Linked DNA regions of Mus musculus: all the other regions are linked to region 1. Evidence: chromatin loops called from intact Hi-C (ENCODE). Cell type or tissue: heart. All regions are shown on one strand.

Region 1 (8,000 bases):
AGTCCACAGGGACACAGCGGACCACCTCTCTCTCTCTCACACTTCCTCACAGCCCAAACTCACAAATAGAGCCTTAGAGCAGCTATGGGAGCCACAGGGTGCAATGAAACCCTTTGTGGGGCTAGCTCTGATCAGAGCATAAACTTAAGGGTGTGCTCTACCCAGTGTCAAGAATCCACTTTTTACAGGGATTCCAAGAACATTGAAAAAAATCACTTTTCTTATAATGCTCAAAGTAAAAGAACAGTAAATAAACATAAAACACTATATAATCAGGTAAAAGCTGGGACAGAGACAGGAACGGTGTGGTTAAGCAGTGCAGACTCCAAAGCAGGTTTCATCTAGACATAGGATTTGTGAAAAGCCTGCTGGGAAGCAAGAGCACACCTCCGACGATTCCTGAGACAGAGCATCCACAGACAGCAGCAGAGGCATGATATGCCGCTCCAGTTTCGACCATGGCTCCCCGTGTACCCAACAGTGTAAATACACCACGGTCTCTGCTCCAGGCTCTCAGTTAAGACAAGTACAAAACAAATCAGAAGGTACTTTGTGCTTAGGATTGTGACTAGCACTCAAGATGATTTGAGTAGGCCGAGGAAAAAAGTAATTCCAACTCTGGTCCTAAGTACAAAGACCATCGGGAGTGGGAGGGGACAGGACTTCACAGTGGAAACTGAGGAGCAGTAACAGGAGGTCAGTCTTGGGAGAAAGGGGTGGAGAAAGACTAGGCTTGAAGGAAGGATTAGGGGCAAAAGAGAGGGTGGGGCAAGTAGGCTCCGCCTTCTGTTCCCGGTGTTCCAAGTCTGCCAAGGTTTTCGGCGTCCCGGGGAGACAGGTGAGCCCGAGCTCCTGGGACCTCTACAAGGGGCGGGGCGCAGGCCGTGGGAGTCGGGCTGGTGTGGGCGGAGAGGGTCTGCGAATTCTTGCAACACTGAGTTCAGGAAACTGGCAGGGTGTTTACCTGGTGTGAGCTGTCTTGAGATTGACTGTTGCTGTTTTCTGAGAGAAAAGGTGTCCCTTTTCTTATCAACTCTCCAGCCTCCGTGCTGGCAGGACACTTGAAATCTGAGATGAGTGATTTACAGGAGGAGGCTTAGGTCAGGACTCTACGTGGGGTGTAGAAAAGTCACATTATGACCACTCGTGGTTGCTCTAGGCCTTTCTAAGATTCTTCCCCACTTACTTGGTATCCCTGTGGCCTTGTTGTGTCTGGGTTCACATTTTCCTCCATCCAGAGCATGGGCTGGCTCAACTGTGGCTGACAGCAAACGCTCAGGCTGACTGGTAAGTGATGAGTAGTACTCTTCCTAGAGTCATATTGGGGGCCCTCTGGCTGGGAAGAGAAAAATAGAGGTCTGACCTAACCAGGAAAAGGGCAAAGCTTGGTCCATCATATGGATTCCAGAGATTCCTGTGTGCACTGAGGCCACAGGTGAAGGAACCCCTGAAGGGAGACCCTCACTCCAGTCTCAGGAATCGAGAGCCCAGAAAGTCACAACAGTCAAGCTTGCTGCAAACACACGAGGTTTTAATGGCACACAAACCAGCATGCTGAGGTCGAGACCCATACACCACGCAGGGGTAGAGGAGTCCGACCACGACCCTATTTTCCAGCAGGCTTTATAAGGGGAATTAGGCCATCTGGCCAGGGGCTGGGGCCCATGTTCTCAGGGCAGTCATTATTATTTTTTTATTCTTCACAGGTAAGGTGGCTGGCCCTGGATCCAGCATGGTGTAGTTGGGAGCTAAAACAGAGACTTCAGGGAAGAGAGAGAGAGAGCAAAGAATGCAGGCAGCGCTATGAAACACTACGTTCATCTGTTCATCTGCGAGTTGAGAATCAGAACTGAACTAATTTCCCAGCTTTCCAAAGCAATAACCTATAATAATAGGAGACAATAATGGAGCTGCCAGAGGCCCTGAAGATCATTTGTTTCAGACTGAATTGAACACTGGGAATCCAAATAGAAGAGCATAATACTTTTACTTTGGGGTCTGGCACTACTGCAGTGCTGATCACTAGCTAACACACAACTGTGTGTCTTTCTGCAGGTGCCCTGGGAGGGGCCATGGTGCCAAGACAGTTGTTGGGGAAACTGAAGCAGCCATTTCTCTTCCTGAGCAGTGCCTCCCTCCTCCTGGGGCTGGCTTTACTGGTCATACAGTCTGATGTCGCCCCTGTTGCTTACTTCTTCCTCTGCTTGGCTGGCTTTTGCTTTGTTGCTTGCCTCCTGGCCTGTGTTATGGAACGATGCTCCCGATCGATGCCAAGCTCCAGGCAGACTGAGAATCCAGAGGCCTCAGGCCAAGCGCAGTGAGTCGATGGGAGATGGGCAGGATGACGGGAAGACACGCAAGGCCCTCGTTCCCTCTGTGCCCATCCTTTCTTAAGCATAGACTCTGCTTTCCTCTGTCACTGGTATCATTAAGAGCAATGGTCAGCAGACAATAGAGAGGTCTTTTGCAAGAATGGTGGAACAGAAAAAGGGGGTCTTCTTTCAGGTACCCACTAACGACCATATTTCTTCTCCCACAGAGACAATGGAGCTTTTGAGGTGCCAACCTATGAACAGGCTGTAGAGGTGATGGATTCACAACCACAGAGCCACCTCCAAGAGCTGGAGCAACCACCCCCTTACAGCAGTATCATAATATCCCCAGGAGTTGAGGGGGCACAGCCTAGCCAACCAGACAGTCCCAGCACAGGCAGTCTGAAAAGGCGAGTGGGCTCAGAGGGGACAATGACTGCCAGAGGAAACCCTGGAAGAATTCTTCGACTTAGGGGTCCACGAGTTGTGGCCACTGCTCCTGATCTGCAAAGCATGAGAGTGGCCCCCAAACTGGAGCCTAGTACTCCACCTCCTGCCTATGAAATCAGTTTTGCTCATGCTGATGATGACAGTGTTTTCTATGAAGATAAATGGATACTTCCCTAAGTGGTGCCCTCAGAACCTGTGCACTCATTTGCCCAGCATTTCCTAGTGTCTATTGGATCAGAAACTGGTTTTACCCGGACATCACAATCGAGGCCTTCAAAGCAGCGGGGAGTCGGGCTGTGGCATGTCGTTCACAGATAAATGGCACACCTAGATTCTTCTGGAAACATTCTGGAACCTATCTGATGACCAGTATTTCCAGAGTAAGGTGGAAGATGAGAAAGAGATAAGTTACCAAGAGAAGCTGGAGGGATACCTCTGAGTGACTGCTGTGTTTCTTCTATTGTAGACACCAAGTCTCCCTGAGATTCCTGATGGGGTATTACCTACCAAGATAATGAGAGCTTCTAAGGTTGAGGGGAGCTGAATAGTTTGCACAAGAACGGGATGCTAGTAAAAACATAAAAATAACTCGAATCAAATTCCAATTCCAGTGCCTCCTGTTTTCAATACCAAGCAGGCAATCCGCATTACTTTATAGCCTTGTCAACTGGTAGATAAGAGAATGAGAGGACACTTGTGTAGGAAAAGCGCGACCACGAGCTGCCCCAGCCTGGGAGAAGAGCGCCTCCTAGTGCTTTCCGTCTTCCCTGCATCCTGGCCCTGGAAGTTCAAGGCGAACAAGGATAACAAGGGAAGCCCAGCCCCTTTGGTCTCTTGTAGTTACTTCAGGAGGGGTCGGAGGAACCAGGGGAGGGGGCTGCGGTTTCCGCGGGAATCGATAGCCAATCAGGTCCCCGAGTAGGAGAACCCTCGCTCTTTTCCCGCCCCTTCCCGTTCCTTCTAGCGCCTCCTCTCTTCCCATTGGGCTGTGCGAGCCTCAGCGAGCAGTGTGCGCTTGCGCATGTCCCGGCGTGGGTGGGGCTTGCTGGCGTCGGGCGGAGCCGTGCGCAAGCGCGGCGCGGTGGGAGGCTGGGGGAGGGATGCGGGGGCTGGCGCGGCCCAGCGTTTGTTTGTTTTGTGGGTGGTGCGTGTGCAGCCCGGGAAAAGCTGGAAATGGCGGCGCCGAGCGGGAGGTCGCAGTCCTCCCTGCACAGGAAGGGGCTGATGGCGGCTGACAGGAGGAGCAGGTGAGGAGGGCAGAGGAGGGGAGGCGGCCAGGCGAGCGGCGCGGCTTCTTGGCCTGGTGCCGCGTGTACAGGGGCTGCAGCAGCCTCCCTTTGTCCAGCGCAGAGGAGTCTATGAGAGCGATCTTGTCCGTCCCGCGCTACTTCTCGCCTGCGGCATCTCACCTTTTCCAGAGATGCTCCGGCTTTTCCTTCCAGTTCTTAGCTGAGGACTTAAACTCATTTCTCTTTAAAAACCAGAGACTTCGCAGCTCGGCCTTGGGCGCATTTGACTTGGATTGACTATCTCGTGCCCTGCACTGCTTTCTCATATAATAGATGTTTGTCAGAGAGTTCCACACAGGTTTGGGGGATTTGAATCCTTTGAGAGGATTAGATGGTTCCCGTTTCTCCGCCTCCTCCGTCAGTTTCGATGAAAACATTGCACAGGACGACACAATTTTATTGTTTCCTGTCCAGACCTCTAACATTAATATAGAAACGGGAACTCTTACAGGACACGGAATCAAAGCGTTAGAAACCTCTCGGTGTTCTTTTTCTCCATTCCACTTTTCATGGGTGCCCTAAAATTCCAGGTGACTGGAAACTTCGGGAAAGTTCATATTTTAAGCCTGGTAGTTTGAGATAAAAGGAAGTGGCAGGTGTGCGGAGTAGGTGGAGCCTCAGATAAAACACGGTGACGACTGCTTCGTTAAAAATTCAAGCCTGGGACATAAGAGGATTTAGAACTGGAGTCAGTAAATTGTACCTGAGGATGCAATTGTCTAGAGAAAAGCCCCCTCCCCTTTATTTTTTTGCAAGGGTGTCCTAGTGCAGGGCCAGCATTTAAAGGCTACAAGGCTGTAATCCTGGCATCCTGATGCCTGAGGCAAGAGAATCAGAAACTGAAAATGAGTTTGGTCTCCTGGTCTAGTCCTGTCAAAGAGAATGAGGTGTTGGGGGAGAGGTCAGGTGCCCTCTACAGGAAACCGGAACATGGCTAGCCAACTGAAACTGGAGAGAGCAGTAGAGTGGAAGTCGAGGAAATGAAGCCGCTTAAGAAATGGATCTTCCTAATGACCTAAGAACTCTGCTCTACCATTCATTATATACCTAATGATAAACCCAGCTAACAGCTGCTGTATTCATTTTAATTTAACCAAGGTCCTGTATTTATCCCCATTACTGTGTTGTCTTGTAAGGTGATTCTTAACTGAGGTTTTAAATTCATGTAGAGCATGAATTTTAAAACCTCAGTTAAAATTCTAGTGAATTTTGAAATAGCAGGTACATTCTGAATATTTACTCTGCGTCAATACCTCTTGCTAATGCAGTTTCTCAGGACCCTATTTTTCCATCTAACTGTGGCCTGAAAGGACTTAAAGGAGCCTTTATACAAGGGGCATTCGACCAGTGCGTGGTATTTCAGTGATTGAAGGTGCTTACTTGTGCTCCTATATTTTACCTGCATTGAAATCGGGATTCATCTAAAAATCTCTGATGTATAAAGTCAACTGTTACACTGTCACTCCATTGTCATCAGACTTAAGCATTTTTTCATACTAAATAAGATCAGGGAGATTCATTGGACACATAAAGGATGTATATTGGAAATGGTATTCACCATTCTTGAGCATAAGCAGGTCTCTTTACAAATTTGAGAGGAAAAACTATGGAATCTTTTAAATACATTTATTGCTGGGAACTAAATTACCAAGATAATTTAACCATTGCTTACACTGTCCTTGTGATTACAATTTATACCGTGTTCACCATTAGTATCTACCTTCTGTGGCTTTCACTCAGTTTCACTTACCCATACCTTGTAGGATTTTTGATCACTTTTTAGTATTAGTTTATCATGGAAATGTAAGATATTTTTGATATTTATGTGAGCCATCTAGAGCAAGTGTGTGTGTCTTAGAGATATGGGTGTTAGCTTTAGGTTTTTATTACTTTATTCCTGTCCTAAGATCATTTTCAACTTAGGTTCGATTTCTAAGATAAAAAGTATGTCATGTTTTCTGAACACTAAAGCTTGTCTGTCAGAGAAGTGTTTCTTCTCTTGGATGTGTTTGTGCTTCTTTATATTAATTTGACCAAGTTGGCTCTTTGCTCTCCTAATCAGATCATTATCTCAGATAGTCTGATGCAAACATTCTCTAGAGAATTATACCTTATGTCCTTAGGGTCAGCATATTACTGCATAGTACATTCTGATGTAAAGAGATTTAACAAAATGTGCCTTGTGTGTGCTTTTTATCCACTTCTCTTCTGTGTTCAGGCTTACGCTTGAAAGTCCCTGTGTCTGCCTTCTTTCTGTAGGATTTTGGCAGTGTGTGGAATGCATCCTGACCACCAGGAAACACTGAAAAAGAATCGAGTGGTGCTGGCCAAGCAGCTGCTGCTGAGCGAGCTGTTAGAACACCTCCTAGAGAAGGACATTATCACTTTGGAAATGAGGGAGCTCATCCAGGTATCTGGGTGGGGAAGGCTCCAGGAAGATAAACTGGTCTGAGGCAGGCTTGGAGAAGGGTGTGCTGAGGAAGAGGAATGCCCTTGTCCGGCTTGAGAGTTTGATAGAAAACCTTGTCTGTGCATTCTCACTCTGTAAAGAGGAATTGCAAAGATGAATGAGCACGCTACTCTAGGAACCTCACGTGGAAAAATAGCATTACAGCTAGATAAATATAATTTAGTATTGTTTTCCTGTTCCTTAGGCCAAAGGGGGCAGTTTCAGCCAGAATGTGGAACTCCTCAACCTGCTGCCAAAGAGAGGACCCCAGGCTTTTGATGCCTTCTGTGAAGCCCTGCGGGAGACCAGGCAGGGTCACTTGGAAGACTTACTGCTCACAACCCTCTCAGATATTCAGCACGTACTCCCACCGGTATGAAGCCCTAGGACTGTAGCCTGGGGTGGGTTAGTTTGTCCAGAAAATATATAGAGCAAGGGGTGTGGGAAAGAGAAACTTGATTTTAGTTAAGACAGAACCATCTCTCTGAGGTCATGGTGAGTCTTTTGATTTCTTTCAGTTGAGCTGTGACTATGACACAAGTCTCCCTTTCTCGGTGTGTGAGTCCTGCCCTCCTCACAAGCAGCTCCGCCTATCCACAGGTGAGAATGAAAAGGACAAAAGGAACCTCCCACGTTGACTTAACCTGCTTTTCCACTAGTATCTGACTTTTCCCTAAAAGTGAGACGAATTTCACGACAGGAACAGGGCCTTATGAATTTTGACAGGCAAGCAAGATTGGTTTGGTTAGAGGGATATAAATTGGATCCATTCCCTTCCATCATATGTAGTATTCTTCAAAATAATTGGCTTTTTTTGTGTACCTTATGGAGATGGAAAATGCAATTTACTGTGTATGATTTGAGTTGCCTTCTCTGTAAAGCCAAACAAGAAAAGCAGGGATGTAGATTCAGGGCTCCCTGTCTGCAGTGAGGTGACTAGAACCAGGCTTGTCTCAGAAGCACTTTCTACCACTCAGCAAGTTGAGTATCTACTGTTTGAAGCCATGGGGGGGGGGGGGGGCGGGGGCTAGTGATGAACAGAAGCCAACAGGGTCTGTGCAAGCGTTGAGCTTACATGTTAGAGGAAATAAACGTTAAAGCCTACATTTAAAGTGTGCCCTACAGTTAAAATGACTAATTAATGAAGTTACAGGAGCAGTGCTGAAATGTGTACTAACTTTTGGCATTCTCCCACAGATGCTACGGAACACTCCTTAGATAATGGTGATGGTCCTCCCTGTCTTCTGGTGAAGCCATGCACTCCTGAGTTTTACCAGGCACACTACCAGCTGGTGAGTTTACATAATTTCAAGAAGAGAGGAGGGGACTGAGAGGCTTTCCTGGTCTTCTGAGTGTTTTGCTGCTTTTGCCCTTGTGAGAATGTCATCGATGACTGATGCCTTCTGTGGCTTCTCCTTGTTACCTAGTGTGATTTAAAAAAAAAAAAATACAGGAGGTTGGATTTGGGGAGTTGTCTGCCTTTGGGATGTGGGTTATTAT
Region 2 (8,000 bases), 1.0 Mb after region 1:
CCTAAGTTCAGGGCTCCATAGATCTTCTAAAGGCTCATTTTCCCTAGTTCCTGACTCCACTGTGGCAAGGCAGCACCGCCCTCTGCCGTCTACCCCAGAAAGCCCCAACCATACACAGACCTCCATCCCTTCCAGACTGAGATACAACAAACCATTACCCCCAACTCCTGATATGCCTGAGTTCTACCATCCCTCCATCTCTTCCTCTTATATCTCAAGGATGTATAGGCCTCTACCCCCAGTCCCTATCATAGATCCTTCCTCTGAACCACCTCCATTGCCCCCAAAGTCCAGGGGGAGAAGCAAGAGTATCCAGGGAGGAGTTATACATTCAGGAGGTCAAGCCAAGCCAAGACCTAATAATCAAGACTGGACAGCTTCTACTCTCTCTGTTGGACGAACCTCCTGGCCTCCAGCCACAGGCAGATCAACAGAATCTTTGCCTCTCACCAGTAGGTGTAATAATGAAGTGTCCCCTGGCCTGGCTTTCAGCAACATGACAAACCTTCTTAGTCCCTCTTCTCCTACTACTCCTTGGATCCCAGACCTTCAGAGACCTACCACTAAGGATGAGTCAGGGCTCACTGAAGAGTCTGAGCCACCAGTGAGAGGATCATTTAGACGATCTGCCCCTCAGGAGGAATTTAATAATACAAGGAGGTCAGCTTTAGGATCAAGAAAGAACTCAGAAAAACCCCTCCACCACCAACTGGAGAAGGCATCCAGCTGGCCTCACAGACGCGACCCAGCAAGGACATCAGAAAGTAGCAGTGAACAGGTTGTTCTGGGCCAGGTACCCAACAAGCAAAAGGGCTGGAACCGGCAAGGCCTTCGTAGACCTTCAATTTTGCCTGAAAGCTCTTCAGGTAAGTAAGGAGCAGAGACTCTAGAACCATTTATGTTAGACAAAGCTTTTGATTGTACATCTTCCATCTGCGAGGTCTCTATTGCTCTCTCTGCAGCTTCATTCACCTGCATCACCTACATCAGCTCAGAAAGTCATGACCCACCATGATCCTGTCAGAATGTTCCGCCACCCTTCTTACCTTTCCATCTTCTGCTTCCCCTGAAACTCACTTCTTCTTGAAATTGCCAGACTCCTTCATTTGCTGTATCTTTCGAAAATCTTAAAGTACCCTTACTTTGTGCATTTCCTGTCTTGCATGAAGGCTGGGGGCATAGCTAATATATCTTCTGGAATTTCTACCCTGACATGAGCGCCAGGGACACAGTAGGTACTGGGCTTTAGAATACCTTTGGAATCATTGTCTTCTCTTCCAGATTCCAATAGAACTGTCTTCCCTTTGCTCAGCTGTGGCTCCTGCTTATCCTTTCACCTACTCTAAATGTCCTTGTTGTGCCACCCATTTCACTTTTCAGATTTACGAAATCCAGCTGCGGGAAGACTTCCTGGCTCTTCAGATTCTGTTGTTTTCCGGTGAGTTGCCCTGACTCTTCAGTAATTCAACTGTACTGTCTTCATTTATGACACTAAGATTTCTCTAGTAAGAATTCAGTGGATAAAGATCCTGGAATCGAGAATTGCTGGTGCTTTTATGTCTAAAAAGTAAGGAGAGGAAGAAAGAGGCACCACAACTGCGGAGAAGGAAGGTGTTTGTACCTACCCAGTTCTGCCTGCTGTGTCAGAGTCACCTGTTGTCCTCCTAAGGCATATGGCTATAAAGCAGTCTCCTTCACATACTATCCCAAAGACCCCTGAGTTACAAAGTAGAGTTATTGTTTGAGATGCCCCACTGCATTTCTAAGTTCTCCCTAAGTCCTAAGATCTCCCTGGACTATGAGATAAGGAAGAAGGGTTGAATGGAAGGACCCGTGATGGGGACGGCTGAAGCAACTTTCCTTCAGTCCTGTCATCCCAGCATGTATATGGAAGGTTAGAGGATTTTAAATCTAAAGTCACTCAGGGTCTGCTGTCTCACAGTCAGTAAGCAACCTCAAATCCTGCCTACTCCACAGGGAGAAGAAACCAAAGGAGGGGATGGGAGGCTTTTCAAGACGTTGCTCCAAGCTCATCTCCTGTGAGTACTTTAAAGCAGATCTATAGGCTTGTGTGTGCTTTCTGTCTAAAATGGGACAGGGACTCATGACTGCCAGCAATTGAATGGTGGTGTTCAGAGAAATGGTTGCCAGAGGTCAGCCATAGATGCCAGTTTCTGTTGGTGGGCTTCTACTCACTTCGTTTTCTCAGGATTTTCTCCTTTTCCTATGTATCTTCACCCGTAGCCCAGCTACTTTATCAGGAGTACAGTGATGTTGTTCTGAACAAGGAGATTCAGAGCCAGCAGCGGCTGGACAGCCTGGCCGAGCCACATGGGCTCTCTTCCCCACGGCATCGTCGAAAGGCACTGGTCTCTTCAGACTCCTACCTACAGCGCCTCTCTATGGCCTCCAGTGGCTCCCTCTGGCAGGAAATCCCTGTGGTGCGCAATAGCACAGTGCTGCTCTCCATGACCCATGAAGATCAAAAACTGCAAGAGGTACCACCAGGGCAGGGCAAGGGAAAGCAAGGGGAATAAAGTCAGATTCGCTAATGTTTTATCTCCTCCTCACCTCTGCCACCAAGAGCAGGTTCTCCCCACCCCAGGCTCACCTGGATACATAGTGACTGCTCAGTGCCACACTGAAGAATGTGAAGTGCTCTGAGAATCCAGCATATTCCCTTCTTCCCTCACTCGTGCATGTGCCGTCTACTCTTTCCTGTACTGGCTTGAACTCATACAGAGTGACCTTGCCTTGGAATCTGTTGGGAGGGGTGTGAGAGTAACTTCATCGAGATAATCTCCTCTCCACATCTACAAGTGTTTCACACAAGCCATATACTCATTTTTGCTGGTCTTTTGAAGAGGACAGCCAAAAGTTTTCCTTTGGTTCTTTGATCTCACTTAGGCTTTACTATATCCCCGCTTGGTCATCATCCCCAGGACTAGGACTGCAGGAGACACTGCTTGTCTGGTTCTAAGCAGTGAGCATTAGTAAGTTTTTCTTGGGCAGATTCTGCTTTTATATTTGTCTGAAGGAGGAGGTAGAACATTCCTTCCCAGGGAGAAAATAGGGCACAGTGGGGTAGACTTAATATCTAAGTCATTGTGTTCTATAACAGTGATGGAGACACGATGCCTTTGTTACTATCTGTTTCTTGACTTTGGCCAAGTCACCTTGCTGTCTCTAAGCCCTTTGTAAAACAGATACACAGAGTTACTGGGAGAATAAGAAAGATAAATGGTTACTACAGAACAGTCAGTCAGAAAATATTGACTATTTGAATTTAGATGATGTAAGCCTGGCTTCAATTAATGGGATAATCTTGGATAAGTTATATAATTTAACTGGAAATTTTAAAATACCAGTGTCTAGAAAATTACTAACCTGTCCTGTGTTTATTGATCAAATAATGGGAAGATGACATGAACTCTCTGAAGTCACAAGGGTCCTGATTCTAGCCTTGATCCCTCTTGACTTTGCAAGAAGAGCCACCTAAGTATCACCACCTCACGCTACATATTCATTTCATAAAATAGCATCTTGGGAATCTGCAGTGTTCTTCCACAGACTCTCTTCCTATTGAAAACTGTGTTTGCTGAAGTGTCTTTGTGGTGGTGGGGTGGTCACTCTATATAAAAAGACAAAACAATAACAACAAAAACCCTGAGTTTCTGAGTGTTAAATGAGCCACTTTAAGCCATGTGGTCTTTGATGGTTATGTTGAGAATAAACCTGCAGTATCATAGTTTGGGCTTGTATATTAAGTTCAGCTGTGGTTGGCTATTTCAGTGATCAGCAAGGGATGCCTATCTTACTGTTTTCCAAGTAGTCTGAGTGACCATGCTGGGAAAAGGAGTCCACTCATCATGTGTATGAGTTATTGCTCCCTCTGCTGGAGCCTTCATGCACATTCTTAAGTGACAATTGTAGCATCTTCTCTCATGTATCCTGTTTCTTTTTATTCCCATCTCTCCTCAGACATAAAATTGAGCTTGTCATCTTCCTCTCTCTCCCTGACACAGACCTCTCTGGCTTAGTCCATGATTCCACCATCTAACCTATTGCCTAACCAAAAGCAGGGTGGTGGCTTTGGCTCCTCCTCTTTACACCCCACTTCTAGCAAATAAGCAACGCCTTCCAAGTCCTCTTTGATGACTAGAGTGGTGCATTTTTCCACATGCCTCTGAGTGATAGGCCTTCATCTCCCATCTAGACATGTTACCCAATTTCCCAGCAGGGCTCTTACGTCTTCTGGCCTCTTCCACACATTGCTAAAAGGTATTCTCATTCTAAGAAACGAAACAAAACAGAACCAAGAAGCAACCCAGCTAATTCCTGACCTTTTTACATTTTCACATCTCTTTAGGCTTAGATCCTGCTGTGCGGTTGACATGATCCACCAGGCCTCGTGCCTCATTGCTACTTGTCCCTCCGGCTTTATTTTCGTTTTTTCTTTTCTTTTAAATAAAAGCTCTACAAGTGCTCAACTTAATTGTTTCTTTTCTAAAAGTAAACTTCATCGTGTTTAAAATATTAACCACCTTATTACGAGATCCAGCACAGTCTATTTGTTGGTAAAATGTTTACTATCGCATGGTAAATTAACATAACTATGATATCACAGTTATTTGTGTATAGGTATGAATGTATCTTTAAGTTTCTTGAAAACATAAAGGCTCTGTTCACGTTATTGGGCCCCTAAGTTGACTCTGGCATACTCAAATACTCCTTGTGTTCCTCCTAGACTAAGTTTCATTACTATGACTGATGAAAAGATATAGCTAATTCAGTGATCAACCCTAAACCATTGTTCAGCAACTTTTATCTACCAGACAGTTCATAAAAGTATTCATTAATCTTCCTCTTGTCCAATCTTCTAGGCCAAGTTTGAGCTGATTGTGTCAGAAGCATCTTACCTGCGCAGTCTAAACATAGCTGTGGATCATTTCCAACATTCAGCCCAGCTGCGGGGCACCCTGTCCAACCAGGATCATCAGTGGCTCTTCTCTCGTTTGCAGGATGTACGAGATGTCAGCACCACGTGAGACTTCTTCCAAACTCCATTCTATCAACCTTGCTGTGCTTAGCCATTGAGATTGCAGCTGATTTTGTCCCACTTAGAAACCTTCTCTTTGTCAGAGTCTCTGGATAAAAGTGGGCCTGGGCTCCCTCCATGACCTTCAGGGGTAGAAAGGGGGATAGGAAAAACTAAGAAGAGGAGGGTATGGAAGGTCACAGGTCTATTGATATAGATGAGTGAGAAGTGCTTCCTGGATTGAGATTTTATCTATGTTCTGGGTTTGTACCGCAGTGAACACAAGCTATAAGAACCACTGGAAGACTGGCAAACCAGAATAGAATAAAAAAAAAAAAGAAGAAAAAGAAATAGAATAGTAGAATTCTATTTAATTTCCATCAGAAATAAACTAGTATCAACCTAGGGGTTGGTTGGTACTACATAGCAAGGGCACAGAGCTAAGGAGAGTCAGGAGAAGTTAGTGATTCATGGAATTAGCTGCAGGCTCAGAATATACAGGACTCAGACAGATGCTGGGCTGAGGACCCAGTAGCTCATGAGACTGTTTAAATATTACACAGGTTCCTTTCAGACCTAGAAGAAAACTTTGAGAACAACATCTTCTCCTTCCAAGTGTGTGATGTTGTCTTGAATCATGCCGCAGACTTCCACCGTGTCTACCTGCCTTATGTCACCAACCAGACCTATCAGGAACGCACCTTCCAAAGTCTAATGTAAGAATGATCCCTCTCCATTCCCTTAGTGGACATTGCAGTGACCTTGACTCAATCCCCAGCCCAGAGCCCTCTCTCATGAGTATATGTTCTTGTGCCTGCTATGTCATCTGAAGTTTCAGCCCATTGCCCATATCAGATCCTCTCTGCAGTCATATCTGGACCCTGTACATGGATTCTCCTCATTATTTCCTAATCCCAGATCCTCCACTAATTCCCACTCCCCATGCCTTCACTGAGCCCCCTTTACTCTCTATCTTGCTTCTTACTTGCTACTCATACAGGAATAGCAACAGCAGTTTCCGGGAGGTCTTGGAGAAGCTAGAGAGCGACCCCATCTGCCAACGCCTGTCTCTCAAGTCCTTTCTGATACTGCCCTTCCAACGCATCACACGTCTCAAGCTGCTGCTCCAGGTATGGCAGATACTTCTTTGGTTCAATTGCCTTGACTCAGACATGGTCTTGGAGAGATTGGAGGCAAAGTGTCATCCATTTGTGAAGTTTCCACATCATGTGGAGGATGGGAACAGATTTCCAACTGTTCACATTTTTCTTTCTCAGAACTCATTGCTTTTGGAACTATGTCCCTGACTTGTCCTTCCTCTTATCTGGCTCTTGTCCACTCTTTGTTCCACAGAACATACTGAAGAGAACTCAGCCTGGCTCCTCAGAAGAGGCAGAGGCCACGAAGGCACACCATGCCCTAGAGAAGGTAGGCAGCCAATATATCCAGTAACCTATAAGGGCTATGTAACCATTCAGGGAGAAGTCTTCCCTCTTCCCCCAATACTCATGACTGAAAAATGCAAGGGAGATGGGACCACACTAAGGGGAGAGCTCAGTCACCTTCTGTCATCTACCAGAACTAATTCTTCACATTCCATATCTGGCAAGTGTGTTCCTGATACCCCAGGCCCTCATCCCCGTATGTTCTCTCAGGGGATATAAAGTATTCCCGCATCCCAGCGCATGACTTTAATGCTGCTTTGCACAATTCCAGCTGGTAGAAAAGACTGAGCTTTTCAGGCATCCTTCCAGGTTGCCTTTAAGGGGGCTTAAAGGGCAAGACTCAATGATCTTCCCCTTCCTTTCCCCTGCTCTGTTCACAGCTGATTCGAGACTGCAACAGCAATGTGCAGAGAATGCGGCGGACAGAGGAGCTCATCTACCTGAGCCAGAAGATTGAGTTTGAGTGCAAAGTGAGCTGTCCCTGCACACCTCCCTGCCTAGGCGTCTCATTAACATATCCTACTCACCATCCTCTAACACAGTCATCCAGCCTCCAGTGGTTCTACCTCTCCTTCTCTCCATTTCCGGAATATGCAAATGATCACTTCATTCTACAAGACATGTTGATAGGTGGAGGCATAGAATTATATGCAGATTTTATTACATATTGGTGTAAAAGTAGAGGATGCCGATCTATAATTATATCTGTGTGTATGTGCATACGGAAATGATCAGCAATATCAGAAAAGAGGGAGGGGCAGTAGTTACTGGAGGAGGAGGAACACCCAGCAAATGGATAGAAGCAATTTTCCAGAATAAGGATATATAAAAATTTAGGGGTGAGGAATGCTTGACTCACATATTTTATCAGGTCACCTTCACCCTAACCAAAGCAACATGTCATAAACCTCAAATTCTCTTGTCCAAACAAATGTGAAATTGATCCTCGACATTTTAATTGCAGTGCATTACAGATCATACATATCATTACTCCTCTAAAAGAGAACAGATTTCCTTGTCTAAGTTTTACAGGAGCTCTTTCCCAGGCCGCAGCTCCAGGAACACCCCACCTAAAATCCTTATCCTCAACTCCAGCCTGATTCGCACTCTGCCTGTCTTGGTTCTGACCATCATTAAGGGGAAAGCAGATAACATAACTGCCCCTGATCTTTGGCTTTCATGATGCTGTGTTGTGCCTTGACTGTTCATTGACATGTTCTCCTTGGGCTCACAGACATTTGTTCCCACATCATCTCTTGTTAAGTTAGAGTCACACCTTCCTTTCACCATGGGTCCACACAGAGAACAGTGTAGTTAGGGGATTCCAAGAGAAACAATCTGGATGGCTTGATTTGCAGTGGTTCTCAACCTGTGGGTCACAATCTCCTTAGGAGAATTTTTTTAGCACTTTTTTTTATTTGACATTTTCTTTATTTACATTTCAAATGTTCTCACCTTTCCTAGTTTCTCCTCTGAAAACCCTCTATCCCTTCCCACCTCCCCTTTCTCACCAACCT
Region 3 (8,000 bases), 84 kb after region 1:
CACATGGGATGCAGAGGCAGGCAGAACTCTGAGTTCAAGGCCAGCCTCGTCTACAGGCTGAGTTCCAGGAAAGCCAAGACTACACAGAGAAACCCTGTCTCGAAAAAAGCAATAATCTAATCAATCAATCAATCAATCAATCAAGAAGATGTCTTACAAATTTGCCTAGAAAGCAATCCGATGGAGGCATTTGAGGCATCCTTTTTCCAAGATGACTTTAGCTGTGTCAAATTGTCAAAAAACTAACCAACATACTGTCTTACAAAAAATTATGTCGTTTAGGAGTTAAGAATCCAACATCTAGTTAGCTATGTGTGCACATAGGTGTGCTGCTGGAGATCAAGCCCGAGGTGTCATGCATGCTAGGCAGGCACTGTACCATTGAGCTGTACCTAGCATGAGTGTGAGCAATTATTGCAGTCATTGTTGATGTTTCAGCAGTACACTGATGCTTACCGTAGTGCGTCATATCGTTACTCTTTTGTCTGCTTATAGCCAGCATATTGATAAAACTTCTCATAGTATCGTTGCTTTGCAATTCTCTCTTTGGTCACTATGCTGTTTCTTCCATGAATGCTTGGAATGTCACACTTTGTAGTGTATACCTTTGGGGTGGGGGCTTCTCATATCTAATGGATATAAAGCCTGGGAAGTGTGTAAGGATATTTTAGTAGCCAAGGTCAGTGGCCATTTTCTGGCTTCCTCTCCCAGGTTTACTACATGCTTGAAGTGGAGACATTGATTGGCTTCCTACACATCACTCATACTACCCAAGAACATCAAATAGAAATGCTTGCTTAGGAAAACCCGCCAGGAATCATCAGGGTAAATTCTTCTTGCTGTCTGTATTTTATTTTATTTTTTTTTTATTTTATTTTTTTTTTTATTAGGTATTTAGCTCATTTACATTTCCAATGCTATACCAAAAGTCCCCCTTACCCACCCACCCCCACTCTCCTACCCTCCCACTCCCCCCCTTTGGCCCTGGCGTTCCCCTGTACTGGGGCACACAAAGTCTGCGTGTCCAATGGGCCTCTCTTTCCAGTGATGGCCGACTAGGCCATCTTTTGATACATATGCAGCTAGAGTCAAGAGCTCAGGGGTACTGGTTAGTTCATAATGTTGTTCCACCTATAGGGTTGAAGATCCCTTTAGCTCCTTGGGTACTTTCTCTAGCTCCTCCATTGGGAGCCCTGTGATCCATCCATTAGCTGACTGTGAGCATCCACTTCTGTGTTTGCTAGGCCCCGGCATAGTCTCACAAGAGACAGCTACATCTGGGTCCTTTCAGTAAAATCTTGCTAGTGTATGCAATGGTGTCAGCATTTGGAAGCTGATTATGGGGTGGATCCCTGGATATGGCAGTCTCTACATGGTCCATCCTTTCATCTCAGCTCCATACTTTGTTTCTGTAACTCCTTCCATGGGTGTTTTGTTCCCACTTCTAAGGAGGGGCATAGTGTCCACACTTCAGTCTTCATTTTTCTTGAGTTTCATGTGTTTAGGAAATTGTATCTTATATCGTGGGTATCCTAGGTTTTGGGCTAGTATCCACTTATCAGTGAGTACATATTGTGTGAGTTCCTTTGTGATTGTGTTACCTCACTCAGGATGATGCTCTCCAGGTCCATCCATTTGGCTAGGAATTTCATAAATTCATTCTTTTTAATAGCTGAGTAGTACTCCATTGTGTAGATGTACCACATTTTCTGTATCCATTCCTCTGTTGAGGGGCATCTGGGTTCTTTCCAGTTTCTGGCTATTATAAATAAGGCTGCTATGAACATAGTGGAGCATGTGTCCTTCTTACCAGTTGGGGCTTCTTCTGGATATATGCCCAGGAGAGGTATTGCTGGATCCTCCGGTAGTACTATGTCCAATTTTCTGAGGAACCGCCAGACTGATTTCCAGAGTGGTTGTACAAGCCTGCAATCCCACCAACAATGGAGGAGTGTTCCTCTTTCTCCACATCCTCGCCAGCATCTGCTGTCACCTGAATTTTTGATCTTAGCCATTCTCACTGGTGTGAGGTGGAATCTCAGGGTTGTTTTGATTTGCATTTCCCTGATGATTAAGGATGTTGAACATTTGACTCTAACCTCCACCTGAGAAATCCTGGGCCAGTCACTCTGACCCTTTCAGAAATTCTGTTTTGTTTCTAATTTGTACTTAAAACGGCTGGCTTAAAACTCTAAGCTCTAATATTCTGCATCTTGAATGCTCTTAGTTGTCTGTGAAATTGAGTCTGCCTACACACTCTCCTATTCTTGATTTATAAATAGGTTCAGCTGCCAACAATTAAACAGACTCTATTTTCCGATGTTCCTTAAAGAGGCTTTTAGAGGGTAGGTGGCTTTTACTCTTATAAAGTTATCTGGAAACTCCATTTCCCCATACAGGCATATTTAGAAGGATGGTGATGACTCTTGGTCTGAAAAGCCCAAGAAACAATCTCCGACACACAGAGTAAATCCAGTATCAAATTTCTAACAGATCTTCATAGGAACAGGCCTAGGACCAGCTCGTGCATGTTAGGGTGTGTCTACCTGAGCACTTTGTGTCATGTATGGTCACACATGAAACGCAAAACACTGGTGATGGAAACATTAAGATGACAGAGAAAAGAGAGACTAGCGGGGCCTGGAAAGATGATGAATGTATAGTCATAGATATGACTCAAGGCTTAAGGTTGACAGTAGGAGAGGGCTTTGAATCTCCTAAGACACAGTAAACCTGCCTGGCAAGCTAGAAGGGAGCATGTGAGAGAAAGCTGCCTAGGTTAACTGGCTGGAAATTTCCGTTGTTTTCCAGGCTGGAACTTGGAAGTAATACTGAGAACTATATAGAATTTTCAGGCATGGCATGTTATTTATCTCTTCACATAAAGCAGCAGGCAAACGAACTAAATGCCATCCCTTTTACAATGGAGGCAATGAAACCGAATGAATGAAAAATCTTGTCCACTGAGTTGGAAACCAGGCTCCCTGACCTCACGGAGTTTCTCCATCTTTGCCAACAGGGTTAATTAACTCTGACCTGAGTGCAACCCTTGGGGCCGTCTTTTCAGGTAACATCCCCCAGTTTCTTATCCTAGGTTCATGGGGTTAGTTTGCATGCCCCTAAAGCATAGCTCAAGGACATATACTGACCAACCATACTGGACAGTAGGGTGCAGCAGATGGGGAGCGCCAAGGTTTGGAGCCTCAGCCAGGGATGACAGGGCGAAACCAAAGGAAGCACCGAGGGTTGGATATTGGACTAGAGGCTCTAGCTCGTAACTCTATAATTTGGACGAAGTTTCCGTGTGTTGTTTAAAAAAAAAAAAAGAAGAAGAAGAAGAAGATCGGAAGGGAAAGATGCAAGATTAAGAAAGTAAGAAAAGCAGACACCAGCTTAGTCATATCTCTTTCATGTAGCCTGGGGCAGTCTCAGGCTGAGGAATCTGGTAGGACCAGTGGGGGGCTCCACCGAGCTTTGTCCCGGGGCGCGCTGACAACCCAAAGACTCTTGAGGGACTGGGAAAGGCTTGCTGAAGGGATCCTCAAGGACTAGTCCCCGGGGGCTATTTGGGTCTTCCTAGGTTGTCTGACCACTCGCCCTGACTTCGCCCTTGTACCTCCATTCCTGGACTCAAAGCACTGGACTCTTGTCCCCGGGGCAATACTATTGCAGGCGGGTCTAGGGCAAAGCGAATTCCTAGAAGCCTTAAGAGGCTGCCTAGCTCAGGAAGTTAGCATTCCCCCAGCTTAGGCTCCTGCTCACACACTAGTGGGTTACAGAAGGCCGGCCTGGGAGCCAAGTGCCCGCAGGGCCAACGTCCCTTCACCATCCCCCGCCCACCCAGGAGTACAGTTCCATCCCAGTCCTGCGTTCCGGGACTGACCACAGGACACGTGGGACGCGGAGCTGAAGCTGCAGGGAGGGGCGGGGTCGGTCAATGGCAGGCAGGCCCGGGGTGCGCGACTGAGCTGCTTCAGGACCGCTGGGATTACTAGCCAGCCTGCTCAGCCTGGAGTGCGGACAGTGAGTCAGTTCTCCAGCACTCGCGGGTCGGGAGGAGGGAGGTGGGGTAGGTGGCAGGTCAGGAAATGACATCAGAGGCCTGTGCTGGGGAAGGGTGGTCTGTGCCCGGCGGGGGCGGTGGTGAGTAGGGAGGCCGCAGGCGGACCTTTGCAGAGCCTGGAGCCCGGGGCAGGACCTGGGCCCCTTCCTGGGGGAGTTTCCTGTCGGGTCCTCCCTCCCCGGTCTCTCCCCGCCCCCTCTCCGGGCCGCTCCTTGTATGGTCTGGGCGCCGCTCTCTCCCCGCCCCCTCCCTCCCTTCCCGTGCACGACGTCCCTCCCCGCTTGGCTAGAAGCGGCTCCGGACCGGGACGCAGAGTCCGCGGACTCGGCGCCGAGGCGGTCATCCGAGACGCGCCTCTCACGCTCCTGCGCGCGGTGAGGAGCGGGGAGAAGCTCCGCCGCCCCGGGAAGGGGACGCGGGGAGGCGCGGGTGGGGTCACCGAGGGGCGCTTAGACCGAGGAGTGTCAGTCCGACACCGCTCTGCGTAACCTGACGACCCCACCCCCTGCAGCCCGGCCTGGCCATGGCGGCCCCCCGCCCGCCTCCCGCGATCTCCGTCTCCGTCTCGGCCCCCGCGTTTTACGCCCCGCAGAAGAAGTTCGCCCCGGTTGTGGCCCCAAAGCCCAAAGTGAATCCTTTCCGGCCTGGGGACAGCGAGCCTCCTGTAGCAGCCGGGGCCCAAAGAGCGCAGATGGGTCGGGTGGGCGAGATCCCACCACCACCCCCGGAAGGTATGCGGCTGGGATTGGGGGCCCTGATCTTTCTCGGGCGCCAGGGGTGGGGGTCGGTGGTTTGGGGAATTTGGGGTTGTCTGAAAAGGCTGTTGCGGAGGGGGCTGGGCGCTGGGTGGCTACCCTGTCCTGAGCAGATGTTCTTACCTCATCTTGGAGCTCCTGGCTGGGAGCCAGGACCCTTGGGACTGTTCCAAGTCTCCCGCCTGGGGGTAGGAGGCGGGAATGTGGGCCAGGAATCTTCCCCTCTGGATCCGTTCTCTGAAGTGTAACGGGAGCTGCACGGTTCTTCAACCTGGCTCGTTCTCACTCGACCTGCTTCGCCCAGGGCATCCTGAGCCCCTCGTTATGGTCTGCACACACTCTTGGGATGCAGGAAAGAGTTCTTGGATTAGGGGTTAAAGCAGTCGTCTGAGGAGAGGAGGAAAGAGGGTCGGTACTGATAGCCTTTTCTCTCCTTCCTACCCAGACTTTCCTTTGCCCCCTCCTCCCCTTATTGGGGAGGGCGACGACTCAGAGGGTGCCCTGGGAGGTGCCTTCCCACCTCCACCTCCCCCGATGATCGAGGAACCATTCCCCCCTGCTCCTCTGGAGGAGGACATCTTCCCCTCCCCTCCACCTCCACTGGAGGAGGAGGGAGGGCCTGAGGCCCCTACCCAGCTCCCACCGCAGGTAGGGAGGGCTTGGAAGGGCAGCTTTGCTGGAGATGGGGTGGGGGACACCTCCATGGGCTGGAGAGGAGTGGGGTGACAAGGGAAGACTGGGATGGGTGCTCTGACCCTTGACCCTCCAGCCCAGGGAGAAAGTGTGCAGTATTGACCTGGAGATTGACTCTCTGTCCTCACTGCTGGACGACATGACCAAGAACGATCCCTTCAAAGCCCGGGTAAGGGGCAGGACAGTAGGAAAGTCTGGGCCTAGAAGGAGAGGAGGGAATGCAAGGAAGAGATGACAACCTCGTCTAAGTGCATTTCTCTCCCCTCTGCTTCTCCTTGCAGGTATCATCCGGATATGTACCCCCACCAGTTGCCACTCCATTTGTTCCCAAGCCTAGTACCAAACCTGCCCCTGGGGGCACAGCACCCTTGCCTCCTTGGAAGACCCCTTCTAGCTCCCAGCCACCACCTCAGCCGCAGGCCAAGCCTCAGGTCCAGCTCCATGTCCAGCCTCAGGCCAAGCCCCATGTCCAACCCCAGCCTGTGTCTTCTGCTAATACACAGCCCCGGGGTCCCCTTTCTCAGGCACCAACTCCAGCACCTAAGTTTGCTCCAGTGGCTCCTAAATTTACTCCCGTGGTTTCCAAGTTCAGCCCTGGTGCTCCAAGTGGACCTGGGCCACAGCCCAATCAAAAAATGGTGCCTCCGGATGCTCCTTCTTCTGTGAGCACAGGCTCCCCTCAGCCCCCTAGCTTCACCTATGCTCAGCAGAAGGAGAAGCCCCTAGTTCAAGAGAAGCAGCACCCACAGCCTCCACCAGCTCAAAACCAAAACCAGGTGAGGAGGCCACAGGCTGAGGCCAATGGACTGCAGAGTAAAAGGGCAAGAGGGTGGGGTAGAGAACCGGAGGAGCCAGAGTGGGTGTGGCGGTGGGGGAAGTGTAGGGTTATCTGGCAGGCCATAGAGAAAGTTCTGGAGGAAGTCTGGGGCTACCTGGGGCCTGGGTCAATCGGTAGAGCAGCTAGGGCTTAGCAGTAAGAGGATACAACTTTCCCTTCTGCCTCTGCCTTGGAGTGTTGAAGGGGAGAATGAGGTCACTAGCCCAACCTTAGTTTTTCCCATTCCTGGGCCTTGACTTAATCCCTAGGCTCCTGGGTTTTCTGAGCACTTTCATCGCCTGAGGGCCCATCTAGAGATTAAAGTATTGTCAGCACCAGTAAACATTTACTGGGCCAGCCTCAGCTGACTGCCAGGCACTGCTCTGTGCTATGGAGGCTGGGCCCGTGGGCACGAGAGACCTCTCCAACAGGTTCAGTCTTCTGAAGTCACAGGTCTAGGGTAGAATGTCTAGCCTGTTTCTCACAAGTCTTTAGACCCTAGTAACATTGGGTGAACTTTGAGCCTTCCCCCCCTCCCCACCTGACTTTGAAATAGCTACCCATCCCAAACAATGGTGAAGAGCAAGTCAGCTTATCTTCTTAGTCTAGCACATAAAAGCTCAAAATAGAAACAGACAGTACAGTTGTTGCCAGTTGTTAGTTCAGGGAAAGAGATCTTCTGAGTTGAAGGGACCTTCTGGTAATCTTACTGGTAACTGTAAATGTCTGTGTTCCGATACACTGGAGGAATAAGGAAGGAATAAGTATAGCTCAGAATCAATGAGTTACAGGGGTTTGAAACTATGACCCAACATGGGGACTGGCAACTTAGGAACAGCTTCTTGAGGTTAGTCTGCCTTCAATGACTTGAGGACTTGAGAATCCACAAAGGATTGAGAATAGCATTAGGTGGGAAGAGCTTGTGTGAAATTTTAGGGTATGAACACTTGAGGGCTATTAGGAGAACAGAAAGCACAGGAAACAGACTTTGTGCTGTACTTGAGATTGGTGGAGATTGGTAGGCATACTAGGGAGCCAAATCTCCAATAAGGTATGTATGCATATTGGAGAATCACTGATGGTTTCTCAGTTGTGTGTGGTTTGGCCAGGAGGACTGGTGAAAGTCATACTTCAAAGCTTTTCCAGCTGAGATGCACATTAGAGGCAGAGAGATCTGTGATGCAGATGAGTTCTCTCCTGGGCCACAGCAGTATTAGTTGCAGTGAGAAATGCGATCTGTGGATGATAGCTGTTCCAAAGGAAGAGCCTAAAGGAAGCAGCGACTGATAAGCAGCTGGGGAGGACACAAATGCTGGGGAGGCTCAGCGTCTGCTGAGGAGTAACAGTATTGCAGACAGAATAGAGAAGTGCAGAAGGGGAACTGGTTTGAACGGGAAGAGGAGGGGTCCCGATGTCAGCGTGTTGAGCAACAGGCTTTACAAGCACTTGCTTTCAGCTGGAACTGTCATTCAGCTAACGTAGGACCGTAATACAAGGGCAGGCCTCAAGCTAGAGGTGTGTGCACAGCCATCCATACCATGAGGCAGCTGACAAGTGTTCCAAGAATTCCATAGCAGGAAGTGAAGAGCCTCGGGGACCTTGGGCCATCTTGTGCCTTGCAAAGAGGATGGAGGAAGATCCCAGGCTGGGATTCTTAGAAGTGGATGACGTG

The links. A loop is a pair of places that touch in the nucleus more often than their neighbours do. Peaks named below come from ENCODE experiments on the same cell type or tissue, not always from the same donor. Only the 100,000 strongest peaks of a DNase experiment are listed, where the experiment ranks them.
Region 2: it touches region 1 in a loop (4-fold over the local background); 2 of 42 quality-filtered maps call a loop at or near these places.
Region 3: a loop joins it to region 1, with 4 times the contacts of the local background. A loop is called at or near these places in 5 of 42 quality-filtered maps.

What each region holds. Positions count from the first base shown.
Region 1 is chr6:42,261,189-42,269,188 of GRCm38, forward strand. Tmem139 (transmembrane protein 139) reads left to right here and starts at 782. Exons shown (of 3, transcript NM_175408.4): 1 at 782-838; 2 at 2,056-2,317; 3 at 2,540-3,367. The coding sequence starts at 2,073. The coding sequence ends at 2,939. It overlaps Casp2 (caspase 2), which reads left to right and starts at 3,797. Exons shown (of 11, transcript NM_007610.2): 1 at 3,797-4,009; 2 at 6,311-6,461; 3 at 6,706-6,873; 4 at 7,019-7,100; 5 at 7,698-7,792. The coding sequence starts at 3,936. In heart, a CTCF peak has its summit at 3,520; a DNase peak (open chromatin) is centred at 3,723; H3K4me3 peaks cover 3,334 bases; H3K27ac peaks cover 2,569 bases; H3K27me3 peaks cover 697 bases.
Region 2 is chr6:43,274,560-43,282,559 of GRCm38, forward strand. It overlaps Arhgef5 (Rho guanine nucleotide exchange factor (GEF) 5), which reads left to right. Exons shown (of 15, transcript NM_133674.1): 2 at 1-866; 3 at 1,381-1,438; 4 at 1,978-2,039; 5 at 2,245-2,498; 6 at 4,884-5,044; 7 at 5,602-5,754; 8 at 6,039-6,168; 9 at 6,392-6,466; 10 at 6,864-6,953. Among named protein-coding and RNA genes, the nearest start is that of Arhgef5, 13 kb to the left of the region's middle. In heart, a CTCF peak has its summit at 3,903 (motif pointing left); no DNase peak of the experiment used is centred here.
Region 3 is chr6:42,345,683-42,353,682 of GRCm38, forward strand. Zyx (zyxin) reads left to right here and starts at 4,146. Exons shown (of 10, transcript NM_011777.3): 1 at 4,146-4,437; 2 at 4,575-4,794; 3 at 5,264-5,466; 4 at 5,588-5,680; 5 at 5,793-6,287. The coding sequence starts at 4,587. In heart, CTCF peaks have their summits at 3,446 (motif pointing right), 4,146 and 4,998; DNase peaks (open chromatin) are centred at 3,569, 4,089, 4,889, 7,709 and 3 weaker places; H3K4me3 peaks cover 4,996 bases; H3K27ac peaks cover 4,489 bases.